3 separate regions of the Homo sapiens genome follow, and all the other regions are linked to region 1. A link is an interaction called in ENCODE POLR2A ChIA-PET data of the cell type or tissue named here. Cell type or tissue: MCF 10A. All regions are shown on one strand. Region 1 overlaps CRIM1 (cysteine rich transmembrane BMP regulator 1). Region 2 overlaps CRIM1 (cysteine rich transmembrane BMP regulator 1). Region 3 overlaps CRIM1 (cysteine rich transmembrane BMP regulator 1).

The links. Peaks named below come from ENCODE experiments on the same cell type or tissue, not always from the same donor. Only the 100,000 strongest peaks of a DNase experiment are listed, where the experiment ranks them.
Region 2: POLR2A ChIA-PET joins it to region 1 with 12 read pairs; 5 of 35 experiments call an interaction of 5 or more read pairs at or near these places.
Region 3: POLR2A ChIA-PET joins it to region 1 with 46 read pairs; 5 of 35 experiments call an interaction of 5 or more read pairs at or near these places.

The regions. Positions count from the first base shown.
Region 1 is chr2:36,371,245-36,373,744 of GRCh38, forward strand. The region is part of intron 1 of CRIM1 (cysteine rich transmembrane BMP regulator 1); the gene reads left to right. LOC124907753 (a long non-coding RNA gene) reads left to right here. Exons shown (of 2, transcript XR_007086281.1): 1 at 1-2,500. Among named protein-coding and RNA genes, the nearest start is that of CRIM1, 17 kb to the left of the region's middle. In MCF 10A, no CTCF peak of the experiment used is centred here; DNase peaks (open chromatin) are centred at 37, 977 and 2,077.
Region 2 is chr2:36,437,711-36,440,210 of GRCh38, forward strand. All of the region lies in intron 2 of CRIM1 (cysteine rich transmembrane BMP regulator 1), which reads left to right. Among named protein-coding and RNA genes, the nearest start is that of CRIM1, 83 kb to the left of the region's middle. In MCF 10A, no CTCF peak of the experiment used is centred here; a DNase peak (open chromatin) is centred at 1,041.
Region 3 is chr2:36,432,518-36,435,017 of GRCh38, forward strand. All of the region lies in intron 2 of CRIM1 (cysteine rich transmembrane BMP regulator 1), which reads left to right. Among named protein-coding and RNA genes, the nearest start is that of CRIM1, 78 kb to the left of the region's middle. In MCF 10A, no CTCF peak of the experiment used is centred here; a DNase peak (open chromatin) is centred at 994.

The DNA.
Region 1 (2,500 bases):
ATGCCATCCCCCATCCCCCATCCCCCAGTGACCATAAATAGCACTTTCTCCTTCCCCTGTTATAGCACTTTTCATACTGTGTTAGAGTTCACATTTCTGTCTCTCTGCCTCATTGTGATCTATTTGAGTGCCAGGATTGTGTGTTATTCTAGCGCTTGGCACACAGGAAGAACTCAATGAGCATTTGTTGACTAAATCTAGACTCAAGGTCATCCAAGATATTATACAAAAACTTTTTCATCGAACCATTTGGTCTGCATTGTGGAAACTGAAACGAATGGCACTCCCCGTTAAGAGAATCCCAGTGAGAAGCCATAGCATTGCAGGAGGAAGCTCAAACTGGTTAACTTTGCTCATGCCGATCAGTCTTAGAATTTTTTGTAATGTTTCCATGATGAATTAGTTTCAGCTGTATTTTTTTGGCAAATATTTAAAGATAATTTTTATTTGTGTGGACTTTTCTTCTTGTCAGTTTGTCATAAAGGTGTCATCTTTCATTCACTAACCCCTTATCAGCTTATAGGAATTTTCCTCGTGGGTGGTTGCTTGTAACCTTCTCTTGACTGCCAGGGATCTGATATACTAAACGGTTGAGATACTGTGGTGATCAGCTGCTTGTAAACAATAACTGATAAATCGGTTATAAATTATCAACACACTTCAGATGACCATATCATCATGACTTGGTGATAGCAAAATAGACTTCTGAATTCTCAGCTAATCCAGGATTGTGTCTTAACAAACATTTATGTTGATTAATCAGGAGGGTGTTTAGTTTAAGAAACATGTACTGAATGTTCAATATGTGAGTGCCAAGTGCAGTGTGGTGCAACCTGTTTACTGCTTCAGGTGATCTCCAGATATCCTAAGGAATTTTTAACTGTACAGCTTCTTTGGGGAAGGAAATCCTAAGCCAACAACCTGAGGGTGGAAGTGTGTGACTGGGAATAATTAAAATGCCTCACAATGGTTCGAGCAGGAATTCCATAGGAATGCACTTTAAGGCATTTAGGAAAGCAAAATTCCGTTTGGATTTACTCCAAACCCTATGACTTCAGAGACAGGAATTTTTGATGATTAGTGGCTGGAGCCCCAACTTGTTATTTAGTAATTCCACATTCAGTGTGGAATTGTTTTTTCTGTAGCACTAGTTATAAGTTCTTTGTTTGTTTTTCTAAAGGTTTTAAGGAGGTTTACAAATTAAGATGGAATAAGACATTAGAAACTTAAGGATACATAGCAAATTAAAACCTTGATACATTTGGTGCTAAGCTTTTCAGCTGCTAAAGATAGAGAGTTTTGGCCAAGATAAAGTATATAGAGTCAAAGACACATGCAGAATTCTCCTGGATATAAGTTCAGGTACCTGTGCCATTTTATCACTTTAGTCAATGTGCCCATTTTCTTAGGGCAGGTTTAATTTTCTGCTGCGGCATGGCCCTTCAGCTTTCCCAAGTTTACGATGCTCATCTCATACCTGATGGAAATTGTTGATAATGTTAGTGTATGGTTGGTGGCTTTCCCAGTAGCCCACTTCAGATCCTTTTATTGGTCATCACCAGTTACAAAAGTTTTAGGAAAGGGAAGGAGAGAAGCTGGAACTGATGGCTAAGTAAAGTTATAGCTGTAGAGCTCTGGTTGTCCATAATGAACAGTGGCAATGAACAGTGAAGATTTAAGCAAGGTTATTTTTTGAGGGTCCACTGATGATTTTCCTATAACTCGTTAAAAATATTTTTAAAACTTTTATATGGCTTCATATAAAAAAAGCTTAAAAATCTGTTCCCAGACTTCCTAGGCAGGTATGTTTTCTTTTCAGTGTTGCCTTCTCTAAGACTTTATCAGCAGAAGGAGTATTTGAGCTGATGGCAAATGCTGCCAAAATGAGAAGTGTGTGTGTTTCTCAAAACTCATGATCCCACAGTTAAATCGAGGGTGTGGGTAAAGGACCCAGAACTGTTCTTGCTGATGGAATAGCACACTTTTCCTCAGACATTAGTAGAGTAAATGAATGGAGGCAGAGGATTGGGAAACACTCTTGAAGGAGGGAGTGCCCATCAGCCTGTAAGCCAAAGTAAACAGTTCTTGTAACTGAAAAATAGACTTCCTGGAAGGAGAGAACCAGAGAAGTGGGTGTGAAGTGCAACCAGCAAGTACCATTTTCAGTGATACAGACAGCTGGCTTAACCTGAGTCCTGACAAGAACCTCTCAGAGCTATTTGGGGAAATCAGTTGCTTGAACCAGCCTTTGACTGGCCTATCGTTCCTACAGCTGTACCCAAAGATGGCACTTGGGGAGAAAAGGTCACATTTGTTTGTGATAGAGAAAGCAAACCGATGGGGCATTTTGAGAGGTAGAAATGAAGTCATCATTTGCGGAGCCGGTGGACCAGCAGAATGGCCGTGGGAAGGTATCCCTGAACCTGTATGTGTGGAAATGCAGGCATTCTCTGTCAGTCTTTTGTCACAGTGAGAAAATGTCATTACAGTGGACAGCTAT
Region 2 (2,500 bases), 66 kb after region 1:
TGGTAGCCTACCCTATTCCACTTTTATTACAAAGGCAGCTCTTAAGACATAAATCCATCTCTTCAGGCTCGAACTGCAAAACACACGTCGAGAGGTGACAATGTTGGGACTGTCAAAAAGAACTTAAAGAGTGGGATAACCAGCCGGGCGCGGTGGCTCACTCCTGTAATCCCAGCACTTTGGGAGGCTGAGGCGGGTGGATCACAACATCAGAAGATCGAGACCAGCCCGGCCAACATGGTGAAACCCCATCTCTACTAAAAATACAAAAATTAGCTGGATGTGGTGGCACGCACCCGTAGTCCCAGCTACTCAGGAGGCTGGGACAGAAAAATTGCTTGAACCCAGGAGGTGGAGGTTGCAGTGAGCTGAGATTGTGCCACTGTACTCCAGCCTGGCAACAGAGCAAGACTCCATCTCAAAAAAAAAAAACAAAAAAAAAGAGTGGGATAACCAGTAAGATCTAATATGTTGGGTTTTAATGGAGATGTTTAATTGAAGCATATGTTTCAAAATTCTGATTATTACATACTAAATATTTTGTAAAATAAAAATGTAATAGAATATGATAAGAATATATTAATGACAGCAAATTAACAAGAGTAGGAATTAAGTGCTATTTGCAATCAAAGTCACAAAGCTTTTCTTAATTATAAAACAATGTGTTTGCCAGATAAGCAGTCTACCAAATGCAGTTTACAAACTCCAACTTAATCTGCATACATTCAAGATTCGCCTTCTCCTCCTCACCTCTTTGATTTATTCTCCTCCACACTGATGGGGCTCTGAGAGTGGAATTCCTTATTAGTTAATCATGTTCTCTTCTCACGGCAGTTCCTTGGGGGGTTATACTATGAAAGTGGGCTAGATGGATTCTCTGAGACTCCTGTTTGACCCAAGCACATGTGGCGTATAGGCTGTAGCTCCCATGAGACATGCAGTGAGATAAGACTGGTAAGAGGGAGCAGGGATGTAGCTAACCCGGTAGCTTTAACAAAAACCACATTTCTGAAAGGGAAGGAGCTGTGCCCAGAGAAATCAGCTGATGACTCAGGATCACAGTAGTGATTCCTGAGACAGGAGTCATATTATTACAGAGGAACATAGCTGGAACTGGATGGACCAAGTTTCACATCACCACATCACCATTTACTAGCTGTGTGACCTTGGGCAAATAAATCTGAATCTCAGTTTCATCATCTGTAAAATGGAGCAAATAATAACTAACCTTCTGGGGTTATTGTGACATGAGCACATGGCATGTGTGTTAATGAAGTCTGTTCTTAGGACAGAGGCTGTTTTATTTTCCATTCTGCTTTAAGCTGCTTATTGGATATTGGCATGTGGGTGATAGCCACAGGGAGGGTAGAGGCCTGCAAATGAATGTTTCCCCTGAGTGAGGCACAGGTGCCATGAAGTGGTATTCTATCCAACAGGAAAATTAAGTGTAGTCATAAGGTAGGTGGCAGAAGGAAGGCAGCATTAAGACTCAACCCATCTCATCTCGTTCTCCAACACACCCGGTACCCAGCTGTGGTAAACAGTGCTAGTATTTGTCTTCCTCCATATTCTTTCTTGCCAAGTGCCTTTCCAACCTCCTCCCACGTCTCCTTCCTCCCCAGATATTGTGTGCCTTCCTGTTGTTGCCCAGGTTCCCAAAGTCCTATCTTTCTAAGAAGGGACCTGTTTTTCTGAATTATTCTCTTCCTCTTTCTATATAATCAAATCTCTAATTTGTCCCATAGTGAACGGTACAGTCTTGAAAATGGCATAAGGGGTTCTAAATCGCCAGGTACCCCTGCTGCTCATCCAACCTCATCTCCTGTTTGTCCTCTCACTGTGCCTCAGCCACACTGACGTTCTTACTCTTCCTGGGACACACAAGCCTGCGTCAGCAGTTCCTTCTGCTGGGATGCTCTTCTCCAAAGTATCTCCGTGGCTCGTCCCCTCACTCCTTCAAGTCTTTGTTCAGCCGTAAACTTCTCAATCATGCCCATCCATTCTCACCACATTGTAACTGCTACCCACTTCTTCTAAGCATTCCAATTCCCTCTTACTCTGTTCTTGTTTTCCCCTCATAGCACATATCACCCTTTACTACTATATAATTTGCTTCTTTATAATGTTTGTTACTTATGTTCTGTCATCCTCCACCACCATATCAACTAACAAGGTCAGGAACCTGTGTCTTTCCTCTTTACTGACATATCCCAAGCTGCTGAAGCAACAGGTGCTCAGTCAATGTTTCAGTGAATTTACTAGAACTATAAGTATGAAGAGTCTCCTATATTATGTCTTAGGTAGACAAGAAATAGATAAGGAAGAGGAAAGATACAGCAATCAAGGTAGAAAATGACTAGAGGAACAGGCATGGTTTTAAAAAGAGATCCACTGCTATGATATCAAGACCTGAGTGGACTGGAATGAGGTGACCTGGATTCTTGCTTTAAGTTTACCAATGACCTTAGCCAGGTCACTTAAGCTCTGGGGCCTCAGACGT
Region 3 (2,500 bases), 61 kb after region 1:
GCCACATTTGGCATCCGGCTCTCCCACTCCCCAGTCCTTCCACCCCACTACCTCCCATAAAAGGCAAATCCTGGAAGCCACTCTGAACTTTTTTCCTTCCTCCCAGGAAGCTCTGACTTTTCCAGGAAGATTCCAGGGAACACTAGTTGGATCCGATTTCCTAAGAATTAAAGCAGCTTTAAATCTCCTGGGAGTGTAGAGGATGAAGGGGTTGAGGGTCCCTAGAACAATAGGTCAGCATTGACTGCAGATTGGAGTCAGCTGGGGAACTGTAAAAAAAAATATATACCGATACCAGGGTACCACTTCCAGTAATTCTGTTTAATTGGAATTGGTCTGGGGTGCACTCTGAGCTTTTGGATTTTTAATCTTCTCCTAGGGTTTTTAATGGGCAGCCGAGGTTGACAGTCATTATTCTGGCACTAAATTTTCAAACTATAGTATGCATGAGAATCACCTCTAGGGTTTGTTCAAACCCAGATTACCGAGCCCCACTCCCAGCATTTCTGATTCTGTAGGTCTGGTGGGCCTTAGAATTTGCACTTCTAGCGAGCTCCTTAGGAGATGCCGATGCTGCTGGTGCAAGGATCATTGTTTGAGAACCATCACTTTAGAGCAGTTCATCTCAAACTTTACTGTGCATCTTGCTAAAATGCAGATTCTGATTCAGTAGGACTGGAGTGAGGTCTAAGTTTCTGCATTTCCAGCAAGCTCCCAAGCTCCCAGGTGTTGCTGAGGCTACTGGTCTAGGGGCCACACTTTAAGTAACAAATCTCTAATCTAAAGCATCATTATGAATGCAATTCCATAACATCGTTTGGGAAGAAAAGATGTGTGGTTCAGGAGATTCCTAGAGGCACGGTGGGGCCGATATATGCCTTAGACCTGGTGGCAGGCAGAGATCTGGAGGGCTCAGTGCTTCTTTGGCACTTGGCCAGCTGTGGCTTGCCAGGGTGTTGGAACATGCCCTTGGCGAAGCTGTACTGTCAATAGGGAGCTTCATTGTAAAGATTCTCTGTTTGCTTGGAGTAAGGCAGTGGTTCTCAGGCCCAATTGCACAATAGAATCACCCTGGGAGCTATTTAAACAAGTACTAATGCCCAGGCTCCTCCCCCAGAATTTCTGATTTAATTGGTTTGAGGTGGGATCCAGACAGTGGTATTTTTAAAATCTTTGTGAGTGATTTTAATGCACAGCCAGGGTTGAGAACCACTGAATTAAGAAATCACGTTACAGTCTTACAGATCACTTTTTTCCCTTTATATTTGGCTAAGTTATACTGCACAGTGATGCAAACTAGCTTTATTAGGTAGTCAAAAACAATTTAATATGGCATTTTTGACAAACCACCAAGAAAAGACTCTGCAAAGATTCCGTCGCTGTTAAATCCTAAATTCGGAGTCTTAAGATAGTGCTGGGAAAGTGCAGTGGGTGTTTCTGAACGAGCTTGAAATATGAAATATTTCTGGGACTGTATCAACAAGTCTAATTTTTTCCCCTTGGGGTTATGATTGTGCGGAACAAGTCTTCACAGCAAAGCTTGCCAAAAAAGGTTATGATAAAATCATGGAATGTGTATGAAAAGAATTCACAGTGTAACTTTAAAGGAGTCAGTCTCTAAATTTAAAAACTTAGGGATGACATACGTATTACATTTGTAATAAAAGTTTTAAGAACAAAGTAATGCTGAATATAAGAAAGTTCCTCCTTTTATCACATGATATCTCTAAGGCCAAGGAACAAGTGAAATAGAACAGCCAGCAAGAAAGTAATGAGGATACGCTAAAGACACTGAACCTCTTTATCTTTGCAAATTAATTTTGTCCTCTGTATTTAAGCAAAAATGTAGCTATTGACTAAATATACAGATACCAGCAACGCCGAGTAGGAAAGTTGAAGCTCTTCTTGCTTTTGGCATTATGGACGACTAGTGGGAAAATCATGGGCTTTGGCAGTTCTGCCACTTGCTTTGTGACCTTGGCCAAGTTTCTTATCCTCTCTGGGTCTCTCTCTTCATCTGTCAAGTAGACATGAAGATATAATCTCTTCTTCACACAGGAGTACAAAGGCGTGTGAGAATGAGTAGAGGCGTGCCCCACACGTAGGAGATGCTCAATTAGTAGAGATTTCTTTCATTTCTCCAGCATGACCATGAGAATTTAATGCTTAATAAGAAGCATTATCCATCAAAACATTTTTCTTGTTGAGTCTTTATTGGTATTTTCTGCCTATTAATTGTATCAGTTTAGATTTCTTATTAATAATCATGAAGTCTGTTTTTCCACTTGAAGAGTAGGCCCTTTCTTCTTGCTTTAGAGCCATCATTTTTGCCATTCCCTTTGTCTGGAACACTCTTGCTTTGTGTTTTGTGTGCTTTCTCCCTTCTTTCATGCAAGCCTGTGTTGCGATGCCATGTCAGAGATACCTTCCTTCACTCGCCTGGTGACACATGGCACCCGTATCACTGAATATGCTGCAAAGCCTTTATCATAACCTGGCA